Linked DNA regions of Mus musculus: region 1 is linked to region 2. The links are chromatin loops, found by intact Hi-C in ENCODE. Cell type or tissue: heart. All regions are shown on one strand. Each heading gives the region's core, and the rest is flanking DNA. Links, peaks and the distances in the headings are about the cores only.

Region 1 (12,537 bases), core at 1,692-9,691, 230 kb after region 2:
AATAGTAATCAGTGAGAAAACATGATAAAAGACAGTAATAAATATACTAGTGGGAATTCTGGAGATTGAGCCGGTACTGGAAAACACTTTAGGTTACAAATACTAGAATATTCCGAATCAAACTGCCCCAGCAATGCTGCTGGTATACTCTGGAGTCCAGAGGTATTGTGGGTTCTAATACTATATGATCTGTGGCTCCATGATGACACTCTAAGTCTAAGGATGCCACGCTTCTCCACAGCTAGCAACAGAGGGTGAGAAACATCTCTCTTTGAAAAGTTGGTAACTCTTTCTTTTTATCTGATTGGGTCTAAGTCATGTGCCTACCTCTGAACCAATAGACATCTCCACTAGGAATACTGAACACCTATTGTAATCCATATGTAATCCTGGAGAAGAGGTAAGACACATTCTACCAAAGGCACTGTGAATATGGGAAGGTGCTGGGGTCCCCTGAAGAAGTGAGAGGTGTGTGATGGGTGGTCACTCAACACTGGATCCAAAAAAAAAAAAAAAGGTCAATCTCTGAGATGATACCTCAAATAAAGGAAAGGATGATCTCTGACTAGAAGGTGAAATTCTAGGAATGCCCTAGTGATAGTTGACCCCGATGTGGAAGCACATTTGCTATCTTGCAGGAACCAGGTAGTAAGCTCAGCTACTGGTACTTTCAGGCCAGCCATGGGATGGAGGATGTAACAGTAATTACAAGAGGAAGTTCATGTCTTCATGAAATTCTGGTGATGGAAACTGACAACAGGCTGATGGAGTTAACCTATAACCTACCCCCCCCCAAAAAAAAAAGGCAAGATGAGGGGATACAGAAGGAAAGGTGATCAGGGAGTCAGGCTGGCATTTGCAAAGCATGGTGGAGTGAAACAATGGTATATCAGAGAAGATATATTCTTCAGTAGCTCTGGGTAGAAGAAATGAGTGCAAATGCCCTGAGGCAGGTGTCCATGGTTCTCTTGGCATCTCAGAAGGGGGACAAGAGACAATTTGGAGGTAGTGAGGTAAAAGGAGAAGCTAAAGCAAGGCTACAGTTCTTTCAGGAACTGCAAAGACTTTGTACTTACTCTGAATAAGAAGCTAAGTTTATGATAAGAGAAGATATGAATTGAAGGAAAAGATGATCAAACCCTTTGCCCTTGGCTCTCCCTGACTCTTAATGCTTTCTCCTCTGCTCTCTTTCAGGCCATGTACATGTTCTATGCGCTGGCCATTGTGTGCGATGACTTCTTCGTCCCATCCTTGGAAAAGATCTGTGAGGTATGCACAGGTATATTCCCAGTGTGCCTGAGAGAGGCCTGGGATGGGGACTCTGGTCTGGCATGTTATAGTCCCATCTCCAAGATCCTGGAGAGTCGTAGATGTTAAGCACCTGAGTGCCTGAGAAAGGACAGTATTGGCTCAGTCTGCTTAACACTTCAGAGCGTGGTGGATGGCTAGGAATTAACCCCCCTCACCAGCTCTCCCGACTGCATCCATCATTACTGCTAGTGCTACAGTCTTCTCTGCATATCCGTGGGAATAGTTCCAGACTGTTCACCAGAAACATAGTTTGTGGACACTCTAGCATGTGAAGTGCATGGAGAAAGGGGCAGTATTTGCAAACAACCCACATAGATCCTCCTATATCCTTCATCACCATGACATAAATCCTGTGGAGACAGATGCTATACTCTGTTGCTTAGGGAATAATGACAAGACCAAAGCTGTGTGTTCCTTGTAGGTAAATTGTTTTTCAAATAACCCTGGTTCCCTGTGTGTTAAACCCACAGTCAGCACCCCAGGCCTGGAGCGTCATCTCTATGTTGGGCTCTATCCCTCTCCCGCTTTTCACTTCTGCTGCTTCTTGTTCTCTATCATTCCTTCTACTTCTCTTTCCATCATTTCTTCCCTCTGGAGTCCTGTTGGGGTAAGAACCTATCACTACCACATGTCTCCCTTATACTCCCTCTCTATTTATACTCTGGGTGGATGCCTGGCAGGCTCTGGGGCAAGAGAGCTGGGCACAGAGTATTTGTTGTGAATTTTGTACCCATTATCATAGAAAATGCCAGGGTGAACAGCAAGTTTAAAAACAAATATTCAGGGGTCGGCAGGATGGATCAAGCACTGGCCGTCAAGTGTGATGGCCTGAGTTCAACCCTCAGGTCTCACAAGGTGGAAGGAGAAAACAGACTCCAACAAGCTGTCTTCTGATCTCCACATATGTACCCTGGTACCTTCACTAAATGTGTACATACACACACACACACACACACACACACACACACACACACTGAATAAATGAACCTAAAAAGGTTTCGTTAATGTTCACCCTATCAAGAAAGCTCTCATTCCTCTTCACTTTCATCCCACTGTTCTGAGATCTAGTTTTCTTATGTGCAAGCTTTGCGTTTTCTTTGATCTACTGTTTGTAATTCATTATCCGAGTTTCCAGGAAGTCCAGTAGCCATCAAGCTTTGTGGCCTCATCTTGCTCTACCCACAGTACCTGATTCACTAGGTTCCAACCACCCCCAGAGGATGTGGCCAGAATCTATCTATCTAATCAGGTCCCAGGGGATGCTGAGGATGCTGGTCTGCAAACTTCACGTGGAAGATTATTAACCTAGGCTGTTTCTTCCAAGCCTTGGACGTTTGTTCATTTTGTACTTAGGGATAAGCAGTCATTGCACACCGATCCTAGAAAGGTTACGGAAGTGTGTTCCTCTTTGCAGTGACAGTAGATCAAAGAAAGTAAAGTGGCACCTGAAATGCACTGTATTCTAGTGGGGACAGGAGTGTCACAGTGATCCAGCCTGGGAATAGGCTCACCTTGTGTCAAAGGCAAGAAAACGTTCAGTCCTTAGTGGGGGCACTTGCGCTCCTTCAGTATTCATGGCAGGTGGTTTCCAAATCCTCAGATGGTCAACTCCCTTCTTACTGGAGTAGTGGAGGACTGTCAAGTTCCAACCATATCTAGATGACGCACAATTTCAGTGCATGGAAGGATCTGTCAGAGTAGACTCCTCAGAGGGAGATGATGAAGGAAAAGCTTGTTCATGTTTAGTGAGAATACAGGTTCACTTTGGCTTTCCACCCATGATTAGTTGTGTCAGTGACTGAAGAGCACACACAGGGCCCACTGACCAACAGTTGGTACTTCACACTTACACAAAGCAAAATGGCTCTACCTTTCCCCAGAAAAGTTTCTTTTGTTGTCAATAACAAAGGTAGTTATTGCACCCCAGAAATATTAAATACAGCCATCAACTTGTACCCTCCAATAAGGAAACACATAGAATTTTTGAGGACACACACATCCTTCTAGAGAGAAAAAAAACAAAGTAGCTGGCAGGACAGAAGAGAGTAGAGTGAGACTTTACAAAAAGCTAGGAAGGAAAGAAAACGTTTGATGGGATAAAGATACTGTTTTGACTGGGCCCTGGGTTACAGGAAGCTGGCTGTGTAGCTAAGTCAGTATGGGTTAAATGTGCCTATTCTCTCTTTAACCACGTCTAGGATTCTACCAGGTAACCACAGTTAGCTTCCCTCTAGAAATCAAGAGACAAAAATGCAGGGACTCAGAGCATCCCACCAGTGGCCACACAGATATTTAGGAATGGAGTCCAGGTCAGTCTGAGCTTACCACTGGGTCGTCTTCTTACCTGTTGCAACTCTGCAACCACTTACAACAGGTTTTTGTCAAAACTGGCTCTGCCTCTGGGGTACACAGCTATCCAGGGAGAAGGAATGCAGATGAAGGGCCTCCCTTCCAAGAATGCTCCCTGTTCCCATCCCAGTCCAGTTTTAGGAGCAAAGTAGTTGACAAGAAATCATGCCATGCCCCATGCCTATCTCTGAGTGCAGCTCCATGTACTTAAAGCCATCCTAGTTGCTGGACTCATGGCATGCCTGGAGCAAAGTTTGTATCTCCTTTGAGAGCTGTGTTTGTCTTCTGAGAGCCTGTGGCCAACTCTGAAGTTCCATTCTTTCACAGGATGGAGGGTGGTGGTGATACAGGACCACCCTCTTGCAGCTTAGCAGGATTTCCTAGCCTGGGACTCTATACCATCTTTTCTTTCCCTAATCCCTTTACAGAGAGGTGATAGTGTATGCTCAGAGCTTGCTCTCAGATTAACTTGGGCTAAACGGAGATGTTCAAGGAGATGCTGTTTAGACTTTGGTGAAAAATGATTCTAGAAAGAAATCCACATTGTGCAATAAGTCATAGCTTGGAGGGGGATCAAGTTCAAACCAGGAAAAAAACGTTAAGCAGAAAAGAGAAAGGAGCCAATATGGCAGCAACAGGCCAGGTGAGTCACTAAATTTTAGACAGTCATGAGGTTGCATGAGGGAACCCACAAAGGTGTTAGAGTCCTTTGTCAACAGTAAATAGACAGACTCAGACTCTGCTACACTAAAGCAAAGACAGAAAGATGTTTCAGAAAGAGCCAACAAGTGAAGACTCAGCAAGGGGAGGACCGTGGCGGCGTTCTTGGTCATGAGATAGCAGCCTGAGGTTGGTCAGAAGGTTTTGCTTGCACAAGGATATCAGATGTCAAGAGTAGGACACCCAGGAAGCCATGAAAGCAGTAATGGGGCCTCCTGGGCTGTGGGGGAGAGAGACTGCCCACTCTAAGTACTGTAAACACTGAGCTAGGCTCTTCCTCAGCTAAGCTGCTTGCCAAAGGCTGGGAAGGAAACTAGGGAGTGCACAGCCCGGCTCTGGCCATTTGTGGGCTTAGAAACCACTGAGTAACCCACAACATTCCACCTTCTCCATATAGGTTCCACAGCCAGGCATTCAACCTTGGATCAAACCGATCCAACTCTTTCTATTGTGGTTGTTTTGGGTTTGGGGGTGGAGGGTTGTTTGTTTAGTTGGTTGGTTGGTTGGTTTGGTTTGGTTTTTCAAAACAGGGTCTCTGTGTGCAGCCCTGGCTGTCCTGGAATTCACTGTATAGATCAAGCTGGCCTTGAATTCACAGATCTGCCTGTCTCTGAATGAGTGCTGGGATTAAAAGCATGCACCACTATGCTTAGGAGATCCAACTTTTTTTTTTTTTAATTTGGATCAGTATGGAGCAGATACAGAGAGTCTTCCTTATTGGTATGCCCTGGACAATACAGGTTTTTACATGGCATTTACATTGTGTTAGGGATTGTTAGCAATCTAGAGATGATTGACAGAACATGGGAAAATGTATCTGTTATATGCAAACACTGCAGTATTTTATATGAAATTTGAACACTGCTTGGGTTTGAGTATGACTAACCCCACTGATCTCAAAGGCTGACTGCATTCATAGACAGTTGGATGAAGCCAGTGGGGACTTGGTGCAGAGAAAAGGAATCAAGTGATAGATTCCGCCCTGGTACCCATGCAGGGCTGTGTGGAGGGATGGACCAAAGGGGCCTGAAGGAAAGGGCTCATTTAGGAACAAGCAGAGAATACCTGAGCCACTGGATCTAAATGAGAATGACAGGACCTGTTGTTCCTGGGGAGCCCAGGGTGTCCAGCTGTGGTGAATTATTCTCCGCTCTGGATGAAGCTTAGGAAAATTCTCCCTGGCCCTCATCATAGCCGCTAGCAGTGCAGAAGCAAGAGGACCTCGTGACTAGTGATTCTAAGAGGCCAGTGCAGTATTGCCAGGCTGGAGTGTATTAGGCATAAAGGAGGGTGGAAAGGAAGGAGATGTGGAAGCAAGAGTGAAACTGGACATATGGCCAAGCCTCATAAGCAACCATTACTACCAGTCCATAGATCTTGGAAGGGAAGCACAGCAACTCAAGGCGATTCCGGGAGCTCATTTTTGGCTTGCTGTCTTCCCGCCATCCCCATCTATTGAGATTCCAGTGCTGGGGCTTCCGCACCAGCCAAGGTTTTTAGTGCTGAGGTACCATCTCAGGGTCTCCTCAGTACCCCATGAGAACCTCAACGGTGAGCATGCCTCTATCTGTAGCACCTCCAAGGCCACACTGCCTCTGTGTGGCCAAGCATGGAAGTGCAGCCACTGGTGCTGCTGAGAAAGAAAGAAAGAAGGCTGGCAGTGGAAACTGGAAGTCTCTGCCCTGATGCCCGAAGGGAACTGGCTGCTTCCCAACCGCTGGCAGCTTACTTTCTGGGCCACGGTGGAATTCCGGAAAGCTAAACACACCAACCAGCCTCTCGTGTACATTCATCTTGTGTTCTTGAAAACCACCTTCCCGTTTAACCAACAGGGTGACTTGAGATTTGGGGGAAATGGGCTGCATTATTTTCTAGTCTGTCTCAAGTCTTCTCTCATGACGTGCTACCCAGAGTTTGAAGGTCGAGGGTTTGGAGTGTGCTTCAGGACAGTGACTACTCCCTGGATCTACTAACCTCTCGCAAATTGGCGGCTATGAGATTGAAGTTATTCAAAAGCACTATAACAGCCATGGTGTTTGCACACAACTCTAGATCACACACATCTCTTCTAAAATCAGTGTCTGCAGACACCAAGGGAGCTGACCACAGCTGCCATTAGAAAGAAAATGGCTGTCCGCCGCTGTCCAGGATGTTTTTGACTCGCTACTCCACCCTCCTGGTTATCAACTAGACATCCTCTTGATAGATTTGGGTTACAGACTCCTAAATCTTCTGTAAGGACATTGGCTAATGAGAGTCATGTAGTCCCTGCTGATCTTGCAAGTGAGGATGCTGAGCAGAGAGCAGGAGCAGCCAGGCTCTGAGTGGAGGGATAGTGAGAGGGACTGAACCCAGCCCCTGGGTCCTTCTGAAGTCCCCGTGCTTAGGACCTCAGGAGCCACAGGCATGTGTTTCCCAAGGAAAGATCCCATCTCACCTGTCTTGTCTTTGCTCCCATGCAGCGCCTCCACCTCAGTGAAGATGTGGCAGGAGCCACATTCATGGCAGCAGGCAGCTCGGCCCCAGAGCTGTTCACGTCGGTCATAGGTAGGTGATGCTAAGAGAATGTCTCAGCCCTTACCTATATAAGAAAAAGGGGTTCTAGGGAAGAAGGTCCTCAAATTTGAGTTGTCTCCCACTTATAAAAAATTAACTTCATAGATCCCAAGCAGAACCTTCCACTCTGCTGTGGCCATTCACTGGTTTAACTGTGTGCGAACTTTTCCTAGACCCAGGGACGTTGCTACTAAGGAAAAGTCTAACCTCTGGGTTCAAAAACTCCCTCCAAAACTTGCCTATTTCCTCTGGATCCTCAGTATAGTCTAGAACTAGGAGATGTCCTTCGAATGTCCTTGGGATGCAGCTGGACCACTACAGCCAGATTGGTGTTGGTTTGTGTTTCAGGAGTCTTCATCACAAAGGGTGATGTGGGAGTTGGCACCATCGTGGGCTCTGCCGTGTTCAACATCCTGTGCATCATTGGCGTCTGCGGGCTCTTTGCAGGGCAGGTAGGACTGGCAACTCCTTTGCGATGGTTCTACTTGATATCGAGAAGATGGAAGTATGGAGCCGAGGCAGGGACCATCATGTTGGAATTCACCCACACTGGCGCCTTGGGCAGTGTGATTGGAGGTCTCCATCCTGAAGCCACTGTTACTTGGTTTCCAGGTTGATGGATTATTGAACCCCAGTTCCACATAGGAAATTAGCAAGCCTAACAATGTTAACTGTGAGCTTGAAAGTGCTCCCCCACACACCTCCTTTTGAGAGCTACTGATCCACACTAGAATGTGCGGTGCCTCAGAGGAAATGAGATAAATGAGAAAGGCAGAAAAGAAAAGAAGAAAAAAAAATTTTCTACTTAAAGAATTCATCGTTGTCACAGTTCAGGGTGTTGCCTTTCTTCCTGCAGGCTAGAGCTTTTGTAGTCTAGAGGAGCCTTGAATACCCAAGTCAACCTCAGGAGTCCATTCTAATGCCAGGGAGCATCCTGGCAGAGCCACTGTCCTTTCTGAATGCTGTTATCTCTCTAATAGTCTCAGGGATTTGTTCAGAAGTCGCCAGAGTGTGAGACTATTGGGCAGCCAAGGTTAGAGCCTGAAGCCAAGGTTAGAGTGGGACATACAGCTTCCCTGTGGCTCTCAGAGCCTAGTTTCCTCAGAGAAGTAGTCACTAGATATGAGATCCTCAGTTCTCTGACAAAACACCCAAGACTCAGTATCTTCTAGAAAAACCTATTTCTACTATTCTAGCTGTGACTCTATTTAAAATACTGAGGGAGCCGAAATCCGCTTCACCTGATCAGGAACCTCAGTGTGGTCTGTTTTGTGCCCTGGGGAAAGTGTCTGCTTGGTGTAAAGTCCAATCCTGGTGAGCTTTTCTCTCAAGTGTGTCAGGCCTGTGTGTCTCTCAGAAGCTGCTGGGCATGCCATGAGGTCAGTCTCTTGAATGTATACTCAAGAGTTCCCATAAAATTCATTGCTGGTCTCCATGGCCCATTGTAACTGTCCCCATTCACATGCCGACTGATCTACCCTCTCTGCCTGCTGCGTTTGTTCCTTCCGAGCAACAGGCAGAAGGACACCTGGATCTTACCGAGCACCAGCTCCAGGGCTCCCCGGTGGACAGGCTAGCTCTGATAAGAGAGTCCTGGATTTGCTCATGATGACTGAGGTCTGGCTCACTCACTAGGCTAAATATTTTCTGCTTTCCCCAGGACCCATAGTGTTAAGGTGACTGGGTCTACACTGTAGTGTTCCTGACTTCTCCTACATAGGTAGTTAGTGCCAAAAGAATGAGCCACGTGCCTGCCTTTACTGCCATTGCCCTCGCCTGGCTCTATCCTGCCTGACCAGCTCATCGTTGCCTTCCAGAGACGAATAATAGTCACACCAGCAGATGCTGTTGCTGCTAGCACTTTCTTAATTAGCATTGTCACCATTAGCAGTATGATTATTAGCTGGGCCGTTATTAGTGTTGTCATTAGTTCATTAGTCATTTGTACCTGCAGCTTGATTCTGAAGCAAGCCCAGAGGCAAAGAGATAATGTAAAGAAATGAAACAAATGGCTGGGTGATGTCTACTCAGGGCCACACAGCTAATTACTTATGAAATGAAATGCAGTGTGTTCGAGCCGTGTAATTCATCAGTAGCACCACTCATCACAAGCTTGGCTAGGATACCATGGATGCTGCACAGGTTGTTGGCATCCATCTTCCTACCCCTTCTCCAGGACTTTGCTGGCTGGTCTCACAGCCCCACTAAAGAAAGGTGACAAGCAGAGCTTCTACTGGGAATAGCCACTGGCGTGATCCTAGCTATAGCTTCCCTTCTTTTTCTTTATTTTCTTTTTCTCTTCTTCTTCTTTTAATCCTGTGCCTACTTGGCGATTTCCAAAGCCATCCACTTGCCGCTTTTGTAGGTTGCCTCACATCTTTGCAGAAGGCACAGACTATTGTATTGGAGGAGGAACATGGGCCAAAGAATCAGATTGAACTGGGATTGCATTCTTGCTTTGCTGTTTGCTAGCTGGGGGATTTTGAAGAATTTATTTTAGCTACTAAAGCCTGATCCTTCTCATCTATAGAGTGGGTATAAGCACATGTACTTCAGAGTGTTGCCATGGTGATGAAGCCTAACATGTTTAACACTAATAATAGTACTTGGTCTGTAAGGGAAGTCAAAACAAGTCAGACACTTTTATCAACTCTTGGGATATTCATGCCGAGGTCCTCACTACCGGATTCCACCCTACATCACCCTGGCAGGTTTGGCCACTGAGTTGATGGAATGATTGATGGAGGTGTCTATAGCTCCCATCAGAGAAAGGATGGGGGAGCAGAGAGGGCAGGCAGAAGGTCTTCTAAATGAAAACAAATGATGGGCTACCATAATGACATCAGAGGACTAGTGCTTAGTCCTAGGTAGTCTCTTAAGTGGTAGAAAAAGTTATCAGAAGAAGTGGGAGTTGTCCAACCTCATATTCCCAGACAGCAGAGCTGGTGCCATGGAATGTCACGACAAAGGGCAAAACTGGGGAATTGAATGATTAATAAATCTAATCACAGGTCTCACTTGGCATTATTATTTATGCTGTTCTGCTCTTTGTCTTGGCTGGGAGAATTTGCAGCACGCACCCATGGGCCTCTCTCTAATGCATTTCAGCATAAAGGACATGAGGAAGTCTGACACCCATCTAAAATTAAAGTAATTAAGCTGTAGGGTTTGAGCTCCTGTCTCAATTAGGGTTTTGATGAATTCAGTGTAATTGAATGTCTGCTGTATTTGCAGTTTGCAAACATACCCGATGTCTTCAGTATTCGCCTGAGGTGGTTTGTGGAGTTTTTTATGGGACAGGAGGAAATTGCTTCTTAGAAAGTGGCTTCAAGAGTGGTTCTGGGTATCCCACAAGACATTTACAGAGCTCTGGTCCTCCCACTTTTTCCTTAAGAACAAAGAAGAATAACAATGAAGTGAAAATATCCAGGTCTTGACAAAACCCTCTATTTTGCATATTGCATTAAAAGGACTCAGTGCCAGTTTTGTAAAACAATGTGCTTATGAATTTAAATCCACCATTCAAAGCATGTTAAGCTTTAAATACATAACCACAAACAGAAAGTAAACAGTTTAACTGTATCCCAGATTAGGACTTTCATATTCTGGTTATTACAGGCTGGCAGATGGCTCTGGTTTGTTATAAAAGCTCCCACAGTGGCTTCTGGCATCCTTAGAGTGTCCCTGATGTTCTTTGGCGAGGTCCAGCTAATCTTGGCTAGGTTTGCCTTTCTTCAAATAGCGCCCTGTCTAAGCTGGCTCATTTTCACAAAACAGAGCAACACCAAGAGGTTATACATCCCAGGGGAAGCTTGCCTTCATTTGAATATCCCAGAAGAAGATGCTAGGCGAGTGGTCAAGTACAAGTAGTTAATTTGAAAGGTTGCCCCAGGGAACACTGGCAAGACATGGAGGAGGTAAGATGGAAGAGAAAGCTGCAGACAAAAGCATTAATGAACAAGTTATCACTAGCAGCAACTGGGATTTGATTCATCTGTGGGAACTGTTTTATAGGTGTTCAGTGATCTCATAGAAGAGGCAAGAGAGCTGGGGTACTTATCCACCAACTTCCACATCTCATTCCACGCTGTAAGAAACACGAATCCCTCTGCACTCCAGCTCATTGGGTGGCCACAGTCAGGGTGGACCTTGGAACCCAGAGAAAACCCCAGGCAAAGAGATGCCAGAGTTGCCTAGTGGAAGGAACTGAAATGGTAAAGGTGGCATGATGGGGATAGACCCAGAGTGTATGTGCTGAGAACACAAGACTGAGGCTTCAAAATAAGCGAGCTGTTTAGATCCTGTCTTCAACGCCACTGATGGGTACAAGCATGAGGACAAGATGAACAACTAAGAAATTACAGCTATGAATCTGTGTCAGGACAGTGTTCACCTAGTGCGTCTGACACCTTGGGTTTGATCCCTAGCACGAAATAAATACATATTTTGGAAAGGTTTTAAAGGATTTTTTTTTTCATTTTCCAAAAGTGATTGATCCTCCTTTCAAGTATATTAATTTAGTATGAATGTGCTGAAACTATTATTCTCATGATATAATTGGTAAATTTGCATAAAGGCTAGAAAAAAATCTTAGGATAAGTACAATATTCATACAGGGCTACTTGTACATTATATAATGTTTAAGAATGTTCTTTGTAATATGTAAATGTATGTTATTCCTTGTGTTTAGTTACCATCTTGGACTATTTTGTACAAATAATAATGTTTTTTTGTACAAAAATGTATTATTATCGTGTGGATGTGTGTCCACATGTGAGTGTGAGTGTGTGTGTGCGTGTGCATGTGTGTGTGTGTGTATTTGTGTGGGTATGTACGTGTGTATGTGTGTGTGTGTGTGTGTATGTGTGTGTGTGTATGTGTGTGTGTGTATTTGTATGGGTATGTTCGTGTGTATGTGTGTGTGTGTGTGTGTATGTGTGTGTGTGTATGTGTGTGTGTGTATTTGTGTGGGTATGTACGTGTGTATGTGAGGGATCTGTGTGTATGGAAGGCACAGGTCAACATCAGGGGTCTCAATCACTCCCCACTTGATTCTTACTAAACCCGGAGCTCATCGATCCAGTGGGACTGTCTGCCTCTGCTCTCCTAATGTTGAGATTACAGATGTGCACTGAGACACACAGTGACTACCCAAACTCAGCTCTGCATGCTTGTGAGGGGGTCCTCTAGCTACCTCCTTGGCTAAATTGACATATTTTAAAGTTGGATCACTTTTGGAAAATAAAAAATTGTAAAAAAAAAAAATCTTTTAAAACTTTTCTTAAAATTTTCTTTACTTGGTGCTAGGTATCAAACCCAGGGCATCAAACATACCTGGCAAACACTGTACTACCACAGATTCGTGTGTATAATTTTTTAATAAGGTATTTAAAGGAAGTAAGATATATACAGCATGTGGTGTACTGAAACCTCTGGGGAGAAAAGTACAAATTAACAGTGACTGATAGTTCATTCTGCCTGAGGTCATAGCTTCATTAAATAGAAAACCTTTCACTTAAAACTACATGCTTCACAACTCGTATTAAAAAACCATCCCAGGGTGCAAAATAAAAATAAAAATAATAGTTGCTATTCAGTGAG
Region 2 (12,537 bases), core at 1,750-9,749:
AGCTTGTTGGCATTTATTGTGAACCGACTACTACCCCAATTAGTGAACAAGAAATTCTGTCTTTAAGAAAGGTCATTTCCTAGAGGTGTTCACTAAAAGATATGACACCACCACCACCACCACGGGCCCTGGTCCATGCAATTTGGTGCTCTGGCCAGGACTGAACTGGTCTCTGTGTTCTCAGGACTCTACAACATGATGCTTTCACATCTATACTCATTAACAGAGTCATAGAAAGTCAAATTGTTGATTAGGGAATGTGATTTTCTCAAACTATGACTATAGAATACCCAATTAAGCTGCTAAATGGAAAAGCCAAGAACCCGATAGTTTCTCAAGGAATTTAATGTAATATGATGTTTGGATTAATATTGTGACACCTGCCATCCTTGGGAAATCCCTCAGACTGGTACAGGTTAATCCTGGTGGAATCTTCAGTTTGCAGTCTTAACTCTGGAAGCTGATATTCAATAATACAGTTTTCCTGCAATGGCAGCTTGGAGGTGAAGGGAAGGTGGAGATTTTTTTTTTTTCATGAGGTGACATCATCTCATTCTTACTCATGCTGATCATTTTTTTCTGCATTCCTAAAATACTCTGGGTGGCCTTGAGGTCAGAATGGGGTCATTCCACAAAGAGATGAAATCTAGATTACAACTCTGAGAGCTGACACAAGTGAGCAACCCCAGGCTGAGTCAGAATGGATGGCAGTTGCCTTCAGTGTCCTCTGCCCTCCTGATCATTCCCATGGGAGAAGAGGCAGCTACCGAGGCTGTAGGCCTGCATTTCCTTCTGAGTGTATTATTGTTAGCACATAATTCTTCCTTCATCTAAACTCTAGGAAGCGTGGTGGGAAGCTTAAAAAGAGGAGAGTTTCATGAAGAAGCTATTTACCATGATTAGAAGTGGGAGAGAATTGAGAGATTTACATAACCAGAAGATTATTACCAGGACCATGGTGTCTACAGGAGTAAAGGAAGGGTATGAGACACAACATGTTGAGAGCTGCTCATATCAGGCACCTGAGAGGAGTGGTCAGCTGGAAAAGAACCAGCAAGAGTCCCCTGCCTGCTCATTTCTGCTACTTTTTGATCTGCCATTCACCTAGTCCTCAAAGGATGAGGGGTCCAGGCTAGGCATCTTGTGGCACAGAGAAGAGGAAGAGATCAGGAGGGACAAAGGAAGAATTTATAACATGTTCTGCCCCATGTCTTTCTTTTTTCTTTAAAAAAGTATAGAACAAGGCTTGCTTCCTTTGGCTTACAGAAAGAGATTCTTTGTTTTAAAGAAAAAGGAAAATAATTTTGCAAATAATTAAGTACAGTTTAGAAATTCATTAAAACAAGATTTTGTGCCAGAAAGAGATATGATCTAGCCCTTACAGAGGATTGGTGTTCCCCACACTTATTTTGATTTATGCATCTGTATTTATTTAATTTTATCTGAATTCTCATTAGTATTTAACTACCAAGTCTTGGATTGTTTTGCTATATTCTCTTTCACACAGTGGGAGGAGCATTTTTAGAGCTCTCTGCTGTTGTGATTGGCAGAATGTTGGACTAATGAGAAAACCATGAGCTTGCCAGATGTTAACATGGTCTTTGTAGACTCTGTCCATTAGTAGTACATGGCAGGATTTAGTTATTGTTGGAACACCCAATAGCTACATCCATTCTTTTTCCAAACAAGTCATTGAGGAAAAGACCCATGCTTAAGTCCCCCAGGTGAAGATGGTTGTGACAAGCACATAAGATGACATTGATATACACCACATAGCTTGTTACCTATGAACACTACAGTGGGATAAATAAGAAAAGATCAGTGTTTTGCCATTGTAATGTTTTAAATGAGAAAAATCCTTCATAAGTTCATACATTTGAATACTTGGCCCTCAAGTGTTTAGGGAGGTTATGGAACTCTTAGGACATAGAATCTTGCTAGAGAAAGTGCATCAGTAGCAGATTTGATCATTTACAGCCTTGTCCCACTTCCTGCTCACTTACTCTACTTCCTGTGTGTGGTTGAGATGTGAGCTCACAGCTTCCAGGTCTTATCACCATGCCTGCTTGTTCCCATACCTTCTCCACCATTATGGACTTTAGCACTCAGAAATTCATAGCCCAAATAAACTTTCTTCTTGGTCATGATATTTTATCACAACAACATAAAAAGTGACTCATAACTAATCTTTACCCTTTCTTTTGAGTCTTGATGTAAACATAGTGTATCACTTTGGAATTAAGTGGAGTCCTTTATTCCCTCATTCCAAGTAAAGCTCACACAGGACAAATTGTCTGACTGTCTACTTATTTGTCTGCTCTGAACACAGCAACATATCAAGACCTATTGCATTTTCAGCTCACCATCTCTAGTTCTAATATGTTCAGTTCCAAATGTGTTTATGTGTCATTTTGTACACTTTTTATGGGATTTTGTACAAATATATTCATTCACTCATTGACTTGTGCAGTCACTTCAGACCACTCATTGCATCTTCTGTGACAATAGGGAAAGGAACAAAAGTAGAGTCCCTCTATCCAGGCTAAAAGAAGGTGAAAAAAGACAAATAATGAGAAATAGAGTTATTTGGACAATAAACAGAAAGGGTGTTAGAAAAACATGGATAGTATGGGGAAGGGGAGTTAACAAGGACAGAGATGCATAGTAAAACTTCGTGAGAAGGTGGCATTTGAACAACTTCAAATTGGGGAAGAGATGAAGGACAAATCCAAAAGCAATATCTAAGCAATGGTACGAAGGGATGTCAGAGCAAGATGCCAAAGAGAAGGGAGCATGGTAGATCTGCATGTGATGCAGTACAGAGGTTGCTGAGATGGAATAAGAGAATAGGAAAGAAGGCAAAGGGATGGAATAAGCAGACCTTGAAGTCAACTAGAGTTCTCTTACTATCACTAAAGAATATAGAGATTCATTCTTTCTTTCTTTCTTTCTTTCTTTCTTTCTTTCTTTCTTTCTTTCTTTGTTTCTCTCTCTCTCTCTCTTTTTCTTTTCTACTTTTAAATTTTTTGTATTCACTTTACATCCTGATTACTGTCCCCCTCCCACAGTCCTTCCCCCACCCCTTCCCCTTCTCCTCTGAGAGAATGGAGGCCACCCCTGGATATCCCCCTACCCTACAGGGATAGGTACTTCTCCCACAAGGCCAGGCAAGACAGCCAAGTTAGAACCTTTTTTTTTTTTTAAACCTCAAGAAGTGACATGACTAGGTTAGGGTTTCTAAAGTGTTAACTAGAATGCTAGATTGTTAAAATACAAAGGGCAAGTGGAAAGTTTAAGATACTGTTAAGTCATGGCTCACAATGGGCTAAGCACGACAAGGGAGAGCATGACAGGACATTGCATTCTAGGTGCAATATGAAGCTATGACAACATCCTGAAAAAAAATGGGCATCAGTGAGAAGTTCTTAGGGCAGTCACAGGTTCTTGACTTGAGTGGGTGGAAGAAAGGCTGAGAAGACTGGTGTAAAGTAAGCTCTGCAGGGAGATCAGCTGTCTGTTTTGAGGTTATGTTCTAAAAGTTCATGGAGGTTGAGGCAATAAAAGTCAGATGATTATTAGAAATGTTCATCTGGTGTGAGATCATGTCAGACAACAGGTCAGAGCTGAAAATGGAAGAGGAGACTGGCAGAAATTGGCCCTTACAGATATGGAGAGTGTGGACAGGGATCGGTCCAGGACTTAGCCCAGGTACTACAGAGAGTCAATCAAAGTAATGAAGAAGAGCCAGAAATGTGATCCTGGAATCTGGCTACCTAGGCAGGGAGTGAACAGGCTGCAGAGTGCTAACTGCTGACCTATCAGGTGACTAGAGCCCATTAACAAAATGGATGAGAACATAATGTGGTACTGATCAAAGCAAAATATAGATTAACTGGTTACAGAAAAGGATTCCAGAAAAGCTGGAGACAGATCAGATAAGTAACTCTTAGCAAAAGTTTTGTACAAATTAATATAGCACAGTAGTGCCCACAAGTGGGAAAATGACTTGTTTTACTTGTTTAGCGAACATGGAATGTGTCTACTCTAATGGATGAATGATCTTTGTGCCCCAGAAAAATGTAATCATTTGTCTTTTTATTAACTGATACCAATTCTACAAATGTGTCTTTCTTTTCATCAATAGACACTGATAATCATTATTCCTATAGCTTACTAGGCATGTAGAAGCCACTCCATAGCTCACCACATAAATTTTCATTTACCTTAAGCCATAAAATTAATTGTTACAGCCTGTCTTACAGATATGAAGATGATCTCATGCTTGTTTAACCTGTAGGGAAATAAGATGGGCCTTGAAACTTTTAGGAAAACTATAACATTACTCCACCTGCATTTTTGTTCTCCTTCATAGATAAAAACCCAGATCAATTAGTTTGTGGTTAAAATCCTGCTTATTGGTCCTGTGCTTGCTGCTGGCTTTATCTGGTCTAATTAACACACAGTGAGTTCAGTGCTGTTACCCATGATAGTTCAGGGTTGTAAGATTTGACCTTGACAGTAGTATAACACCGCCCCAGCACCTGAGACCCTTGGTATTTCGAAATTCAAGTGGGACAGCCACAGTTACATGAAGATTATTAACAAAAAAAAATCACTGCCATTTTATTCCCCATTTGAGTCTTATGTTTGGCTGTACTAATGCACCCTTCCACTACCACCAGGTTCCTCAAACAAGGGTCTCTGAAGCACATTTGGATGGTGGTTTAAATGACCCCAGATGTGTGAGGTTTGAGGGGAAGGTATTGAAGAGTCCCGTGGGAAAAGTCAGGAATTGTTAATTAGAGAGGGAAGTCAGAAGAAAGTTTTGAAAAAGGATATACTTTTGCGTGAGAATTCGGATTTTGTTGAGCAAATAAAATGTTACTGATGAGACTTGCTATGTTTTTTTGCAGCAAAACTCTTGGATGTGACTGGACACCAGACACGGTGTTAATTTATAAAAATGGAAAGGAAGAAGTACTAATATGATTATTGCTTAGTATTTTGTCATATTCAGTGGTAGCTAATTAACCTTCAATGCATGTGGCTTTGATGCTTGGGTAGGGAGCATGTGCTATCACACTGCCTGAAACCATCTACAGTGAAACAACACACCCCATGAATCATATTCTAAAAGCAAAAGGAGGCCAAGAGAGTGCCTCTAAAGAGTAAACAAACTTGATGCCACTAACGTTTTCAGTAATGAGTGTCAAACCAACCCCACAAATACACTGCAAACTTACCAAATCACATGCTTTTGGTGGTTGAATTCTGTGGGATGGGAACCATATCTGAACAAAAAGGTAGTGAGAGAAATGGGCAGATAGACCTGACCATGAAGAAACTGGGTTTCAGAAGTCACACAGGAAACAAGGGAAATGAGCAGCCCTGCCCTCCATGGCTGGGCTCCATTTATTCTAATGACTTGCTATTGGCTAAAGGGCCTGAGAGCTGGACTGTGGGAATTGCTTTCAGAGCCCGGGACATGTTCTTTTCAGTATTCTCAATGGAGGCCAGATGTCACTGAAGAGTGGCTTGATTTTTGGAAACAGCTAAATGTTCTAAAAGTAGAACTGGCAATTAAGCAAATGATCAAGCTGAGAAATATCAACACAGTAAAAAAATAAAATAAAATAAAAACGGACAAGAGTGCTGCAAAGCTCAGAAAATATAGAAAGTATATACACCCAGTAAGACAGTTAAAGGCATACCTTTTTTTCTGAGATCTTAAATGCTAATTCCACAAATGGTGGTCATTTTTACCAGTGATATTAACTAGGTCTCAGACAGCAGCATTCAGTGCCAAGATAAATGTGACTGTCTTACTGACATAATTGTCTTAGTTAGGTTCCCTCAGAACTAACCCAAGTTGAGCCAGTAAGGGGGGTGTGAGCCAACAGGCAATCACATGGGCCACCTGGGTTTGCTGTTACCCAGCAACTCTGGAAACCTCAAGATAATATGTCACTCAGAGTGACCAAGCTAGACCCCATGACAGGTGGGATTTTTGTCCACTGATCCCTACCTGTCATTTGCCAGGTATTTGTAGATGCTGCTGTTCTGGTCTGCATGTGGCCCAGTGTACCCTCAAAACCAGGGACCATGCACAAAAGTAGAGTCCATTTCTCTGATGGCAGCTTTAGTGTCTCTGAATTAATCACTGAACGGAATAGCCTATGCTGCGTTAATCTAAACTAGAACACTCTGTCTAGAATTTCTGTGACAATTTTCTCCGTCTGTACCATATAGTGATGCAGCTTGAAATGGGACTAATACAAGCAAAGAATTAAATTTTAAATTTTACTCAATTTTAGTTTGCATGACTACATGTTGTTAGTGGCTATCATTTTGACAATGCTATTTCCAATAGGAAACAAAGCCTTCCATGTCTGCAAGTATTGAACTTAGGTATTAAGAAGGAAGTGACTGCTATTCAAAGCTGTTCAGTTCTTTGCACATCGGCTGGATAGCTTTTCATATTTAACTAATAGGCAAGAATGCACTTAGCTGAAAATGGCGGTGGATTAATTATATTTAAGTGTTTAAAGGACCTGTAGAGGAAATCTCTGTCCATTCACCCTACTTTTGTACACAAAAGAGTAATAGCTGAGGTGTCTATTGATGGGGTGTCCATGCCTGTCTGAATGTTTGATGCTTGATTCTGCCAGATAAGCAGTGGTCAGGTCTGTATTGTTGCAAGGGAGTCCCTGGAGTTACCATTTGATTTGATTGACAGTGATTACTGAGAATCCTTGTGGTAGGCAGTTTTGTTTAGTCTTCAGCTTCACTCCACAGGCCAATGTTTTGAAAAAAATATGTCTAATATAAAGATGTCAAAAAAAATCACTCGGTGGAAGAATCAGAACTTTGCTCACACCTGTTTCTGAAGCTTGAATTACCATCAGTTAAACTATATTTTGAATGATCATTGGCACAGTTGACTATATATGACAACTGTGTTGGATGTTAGACTTACCTCCCACCATCTTTTTTTTTTTTTTGCTCAAGGGAAAAATATATAGCCTCATATGTCCTCTTCATCCTGAGCTGGGAGCTCATATATGGCAAGTAACTCAAGATGAGTCCATCCATTCATTAAGAAACAATTAATCATCTCTCATATTATAAAAAGGATTGATGATTCAGATGCTATTAATATTAAGACACTTTTAATAGACCTTTTATTATTGTTTCCTAACTCTAGGGAATAGGAGCACTAACATTTCCATATATTTCTCCTTCCTTGTTCAATCCTGCAGCTATGGCTTGATGAACTCTATCTTCTTTTGTAGAGTAAATGCTGCCTTTTTGCAGGGTAAATCCAGTTATCCCCTCTCATTTGTGTGTTTCTGTGGCTGGTTGTGTGGTAGAACGAGACAATAACAGCTGAAGTACTGACTGTCTGGCTCATAGATTAAGCTTTCTAAGCCTAGCTTAGACCCATCTCCTGATGTTTGTATGGAGTAAATAGCTTTCCTTCCTGGGTACCAGAAAGAAGTAGGTATTCTCTGCTTGTCCTCTTGCAGTGGGGGAATCGGGAGATTAGTTACTCTTGGACTCTCCTACTGGAAAAATGCACATGAAGTTGCTGTCCAGCCATGGTGGAAACTTTTTAAACCTTGCAATGCATAACTAATTAAGAACAAATTAGAAACAGAGCTTTCTAAGCATGTGAGCTTGAGATAAGTTATCCTTAGATTTACTTTTTTGATGTCACACATCATGTGACTTCAGTCCACTTCTCCTTTCCTGGCGTCTAATACGAAAATATTAAATCTCAATATGGCTATGTGGCTATGGAGAATACTTTGCTACCAGAATTAAGTAAGGAATTAGAGCAGAAGAAGTTTACTCTAGCACCTAACATACTCAAATAACAGATATGGTAGTATATTCTTATAAAGAATAGACTCTAGAACAGAACAAACTCCTGTCTGCCTCGTGGGTGGGTGTGTTGGAAAAAAGCTTTCATTCATACTCTGGGAAACCTGCTGTATCAGTTAGCTATGGCTGTATAACAAATATCCTTAAACTTGGTTGTTTCAATCTACCAATATCTGCTATGGTGCATGGGTCGGTGAGTCAGCACAGCATTCATACTGAACTGGACAGGACCATCTGATCTCAACAGAGCTTCTTTGTGTGAGTATGATCATTTGGGGTAATCGGTGAGTAAGAAGGATTAGGATGGTTTCTCATGTCCTGAGGTTGACTAACAATTGCCTAGGTCTCTTATTCCTTCACTCCACTGCAGTGTCTTTCTCAGATTCACTGAAAGGGGTGGTGGAGAACTGGGAAGTGCACAAGGTCCCTGAAGCCTGACCTGGGAAATTGAAGTAGTATCATTTTCAGTGATTTTCATGGTCGAATCAAGGCACAAAGACAGTCCAAGTTCAAGAGATAGCACCATCTACTGGTGAGAAGAGCAGAAAAATCTGATTACAAGGGGATGAATGAAGAACAAGCTCAGAGTTGGTTATTCCATCACATCCATTACCTCCTCTTAGACGTTTTTTAAAAATTATATATGAGGAAGTCACCAATACCACATAACTTTTAACCTTATGAACTATTTTAAAATGCAAATATTTTCACCTACAGCTTTAAGATATTGTATAAACTATTATAAAAATACTTTCAAATATACAACCATCATACTGACATTAATCAGACCCAGAGTCCTGTCTCATCAAATAGTCAAGATTGCCATTTTGTAGGCTCAACTGCAGCTTTGTAGCTTTATTAGAAGATAGTGACTATATATTCTTAGCTTTAATGGAAAAAATTGTGTGAAATAGAGTTTCCTCTCACTTATTAGTTAGTTCTTTGCTAAGCCAAGATCTCCCCTGAACTGCCAATTTTGCATGTAATGTACCCAGGGAAGCCTCTAGCATAGCCAGATATTAATTTGGGTCTGACCTCTCACAGTTTGGGCTAGTTGGCCAGCCACATATCAGTTTTCTTGAAATTTCCCAGAGCATCATAAGCCCTCAGATACTCTTAGGAAGGAACCCAAGATACCCTCACTTCCCAGACTAGAGACTCCATAGGCTATGTATTTTCCTTGAGGCTACTTGAACAGTTAACTTCATGGCAGGCAGGGTGTCATTTTGGTACCAGGGTTTGGGCCTTCCAGGTGGACTGCCATCTTGGGCTCAGCGGATGATCAGTGTTAGCCAAGTGTTAGGGCTAAGTGTGGAGAAGCATGAGGAGTTTGAATTTGTCCTCTGGGGTTTATAACAGTGTAGGTTCTTCCACATACATCTGTAACCTTGGACAGCATTCTGACCTTTGGAGGCTTCTGGTTTATTTCAAGAGCATGGGAGTAATAATGGCTCTTCATATACCTGAAATGAAGATTGCCCACGTTCCTTATGGTGGTTTCCTCGACTTCTGTGTATGGAACAAGCCTCTAGTCCCTGAGAGCTCTTGTTTATACCATTGTTTTAAGGATCTGTAGCTGGCCCCTTGGCAACTATTAAATCTAAGACATAGGCCTGTCTGTCCTCTTCAGAGGACACTGTCTTTTTAAGGCCAGGCCTAGAAGGCCCACTTTGAGTGGAAACATCCATGTGTTGCTATGGTGATATCATTTTTTATTCACAAGGCACTTTCTGTATTTTGAAGGGGATAACTTCTCCTCTGCTCAGGGATATTTGCCAAGCTCTGAAAGAGCCATAAACTTACTGAATCGTGGAAAGGCATTCTTGGGTACTGAGTTCCCCATAAACCTGTTTGTAATTACTCTGAATGCTCTCAGAGCTTCCCATTGTTGTAGCCTCTCTGGTGTATTCCCATGGGAAATGCCTCAGGCTGTAGCTGCTTGTGGATGTTGAGTCTAGTCTTCAGTCCTATCCAGGAAGTCACATTTTAGCACAGGGCAGTTGGCTTTTGTCTCCAGGTGTCTATTTGAATTTTTCCCCTCCTCCACTTAGCATGTATGTGGATGCTCATTCCTCCAAAAGGACTAAATAAACACATTCAGTGAAGAATCCATGACAAGATGTATTCCTAACCACCACTGCGTCTCTACAACAATCTGTGAGAGATCCTTTAAAAAGTCATTTCACTTACTTAGCTCTTCTAAACGTCTTCTGTGCCCTGCTTTGTTTGGAAAAGTAAAAGGAACACATTAGGAAAAAGTTAACCTAATGTATGTCTGTGTTAGAAGAGACAGAATTTGTTAAATAAGAGTTGGAGTTTCATTTTACTTTGCTGCACACATGGTGCTTTATAGAGGGCCTGCCCTGGAATACCTGCTGGGCAGAACTGTGTTCTTAACCCAGGGCTACAGGGTTTGCCAAGACTAGGGGGCTGAGGTCCAGGAACCAAGAGGGAACTAGGGGCAAACACTAAACTCAAGACAGTCTGCCCAATTTTCTAAGCCAGTAGCAAGTCACCCAGAAGCAGCCCAGGGTTAGCAACACCCTACTTACTGTTTGATAAATCCTGCTTAGCCAGAAGTACAGAAGGAAGATGGGAAGGGCACAGATGCATTGTGGAAGGAGAGTGAGTTCCACGTGATCGCTAAAGGATTTCCTTCTGGTAGTTTCTGAAGCAAAAGGTGTTGGATGAAGTACTGTTTCAGCTGTTTTAGCTAAGCCAAGCCTGAGCAATTCTCCATGACCCCTTCATGCCTTTAGAACAAGTACCATATGGGAAACTCTTGCACCTTACTAAGTATGGCTGACATCATGAGATACATCCTTGGTCCCTTCTGGACCACTGCTTCTGTGTGATGACACCAAATAATACTTCCCAGAAGATTTCACCTTTATGATGCTCTGGACTCTTCTTAACCACCACTCATTTCTCAGCTCCAGCTAACCAGTATGTATTGTCCTAGTAAAGAATTGGATTCTGTTTAGTGGTTCTGGCCTCTTGAATTTCCTTTTGTTATTGTTTAACCACAGCTGAGAATGTGAGGATGTATACAGACATTTGGGTGAGGTGTCTACAATTCAGGGACATGGAAAGTTGGCAGCAAATTGCTGGAATCTGGGAAGAAGCTGAGACGGATTGTCTCTCATAGACGTTGGATGGACTAGTACTACCTGTTCTTTGATCTTGGATGTTTGTTTCAAGAATCCATAAGACAATGGGCATCTGCTGTTGAAGCCACACAGTTTATATTACTGAGTTGCAGCAACTGCAGCAAATTTACACAGATACCTCTGGCTGAACGACATTGATATTCTTTTTTCAATGTCTCACTGTCCTGTTTATATTATCTCATAGCATGGGCAGTTAGATGAAGTGGGGTGACAAAAGAATAGGACAGAATTCAATGTGCAGACATTGCCAGGTCCCCTTTTAAAAGGCTGGGGATAACCTAGCAATGAACTAGCACACACCTAGAAATTAGAGCATAGATTAGAGATTTCTCTCTCTAATCTTGCCCTGTAGACTTTCTGTTTATAACAAAATCACTAGTATAGAAAGTACCATTGTATAGCATTCCTCCTTTGTGGAATGTTACAATAACAAAAGGAAAAATTCAAGTATATACCTACTGAATGTTTGCCATAGCAAATGAATTAGGTCTTTCTGCTCCTTTATGATGAAAGAATGGACTCTGGCATAAGACGACTAGTAACGGTGAATGATAGAACCAAGGATCAAGTAAGGGACACTTGACTTGCTGGCTCTTTGCTTTTCCCACTACTCAGTAGGGCAAGCACATCCAACCCAGGATGACGGCTGATTCCTCTGGTCTTGGTGGGGCATGGGCATGGGGATTTTTAGCTGTCATACACTGAGAATTTTCAATGAATTATTTAAGGTTAGCAGCTGCTTTAAGATCTTTATCTTGTTCAGAGATGCTCACAGGGACCTACAACAATCACCTGGGGAGTTGCTCCTTGTGTGCCATTTCTGGGATCCATCTCAGGCATACAGATCAGGGTTTCTACAGTTGAAGTTCAGGGAATAGTGTTTTACAAAATATTCAACAGTTATAGAAGGATCATAGTGATTTGGGTACTGGTTCTACTTTGTCCCCTTCAGAGTACATTCTGGAATCTACCTAATAGAGAGTTCTCTGGTCTTCTCATAAAATCTGTCCTAGAAGGCTGAGGGATATGGTCCTCTTATTGTTTATGCTATTCTATAAATATTACAGAATATCTAAATATTTCTATTGCCACATTTAAAGCATTAGAAAAAGACCAGGATATAAAGAAAATATCTACTCCTTCATTTAACAACTGCATATAACTTCCAGGCGCCAGGAACCCCTTGCATAAAATTTAGCAAATAAGTCATTTTTCATTCCACATATGCACAGGTTATAGATTTTTTGATGTGATCTAGTCAAATTATTCATCTGCAAATGAACCTGAAGTCTATATTCCATGTTCTCCCTTCGTCTAGGATTGAAGGTTCTTAATTCCAATCGTTATGTTCTTATTGTCTCTGTTGCTGACCACAGGTGTATCTGTTTCTAACTGTGATGGCTCATCTGCATTTCTGAGGTATCTGGGCCCCAGATGGAGCTCTTGCTATGGGGCCACCATGCTGTGCGACAAATGAAGCTGT

The links. Peaks named below come from ENCODE experiments on the same cell type or tissue, not always from the same donor. Only the 100,000 strongest peaks of a DNase experiment are listed, where the experiment ranks them.
Region 1: a loop joins it to region 2, with 2.1 times the contacts of the local background. A loop is called at or near these places in 9 of 42 quality-filtered maps.

The regions. Positions count from the first base shown.
Region 1 is chr2:145,511,560-145,524,096 of GRCm38, forward strand. It overlaps Slc24a3 (solute carrier family 24 (sodium/potassium/calcium exchanger), member 3), which reads left to right. Exons shown (of 17, transcript NM_001356497.1): 4 at 1,195-1,269; 5 at 6,843-6,927; 6 at 7,285-7,388. Among named protein-coding and RNA genes, the nearest start is that of Gm14092, 37 kb to the right of the region's middle. In heart, for the core only: a CTCF peak has its summit at 5,985; a DNase peak (open chromatin) is centred at 5,982.
Region 2 is chr2:145,283,280-145,295,816 of GRCm38, forward strand. The region is part of intron 2 of Slc24a3 (solute carrier family 24 (sodium/potassium/calcium exchanger), member 3); the gene reads left to right. It overlaps Gm52529 (a long non-coding RNA gene), which reads right to left and starts at 5,459. Exons shown (of 3, transcript XR_003953927.1): 1 at 5,244-5,459. In heart, for the core only: a CTCF peak has its summit at 8,423 (motif pointing left); a DNase peak (open chromatin) is centred at 5,402.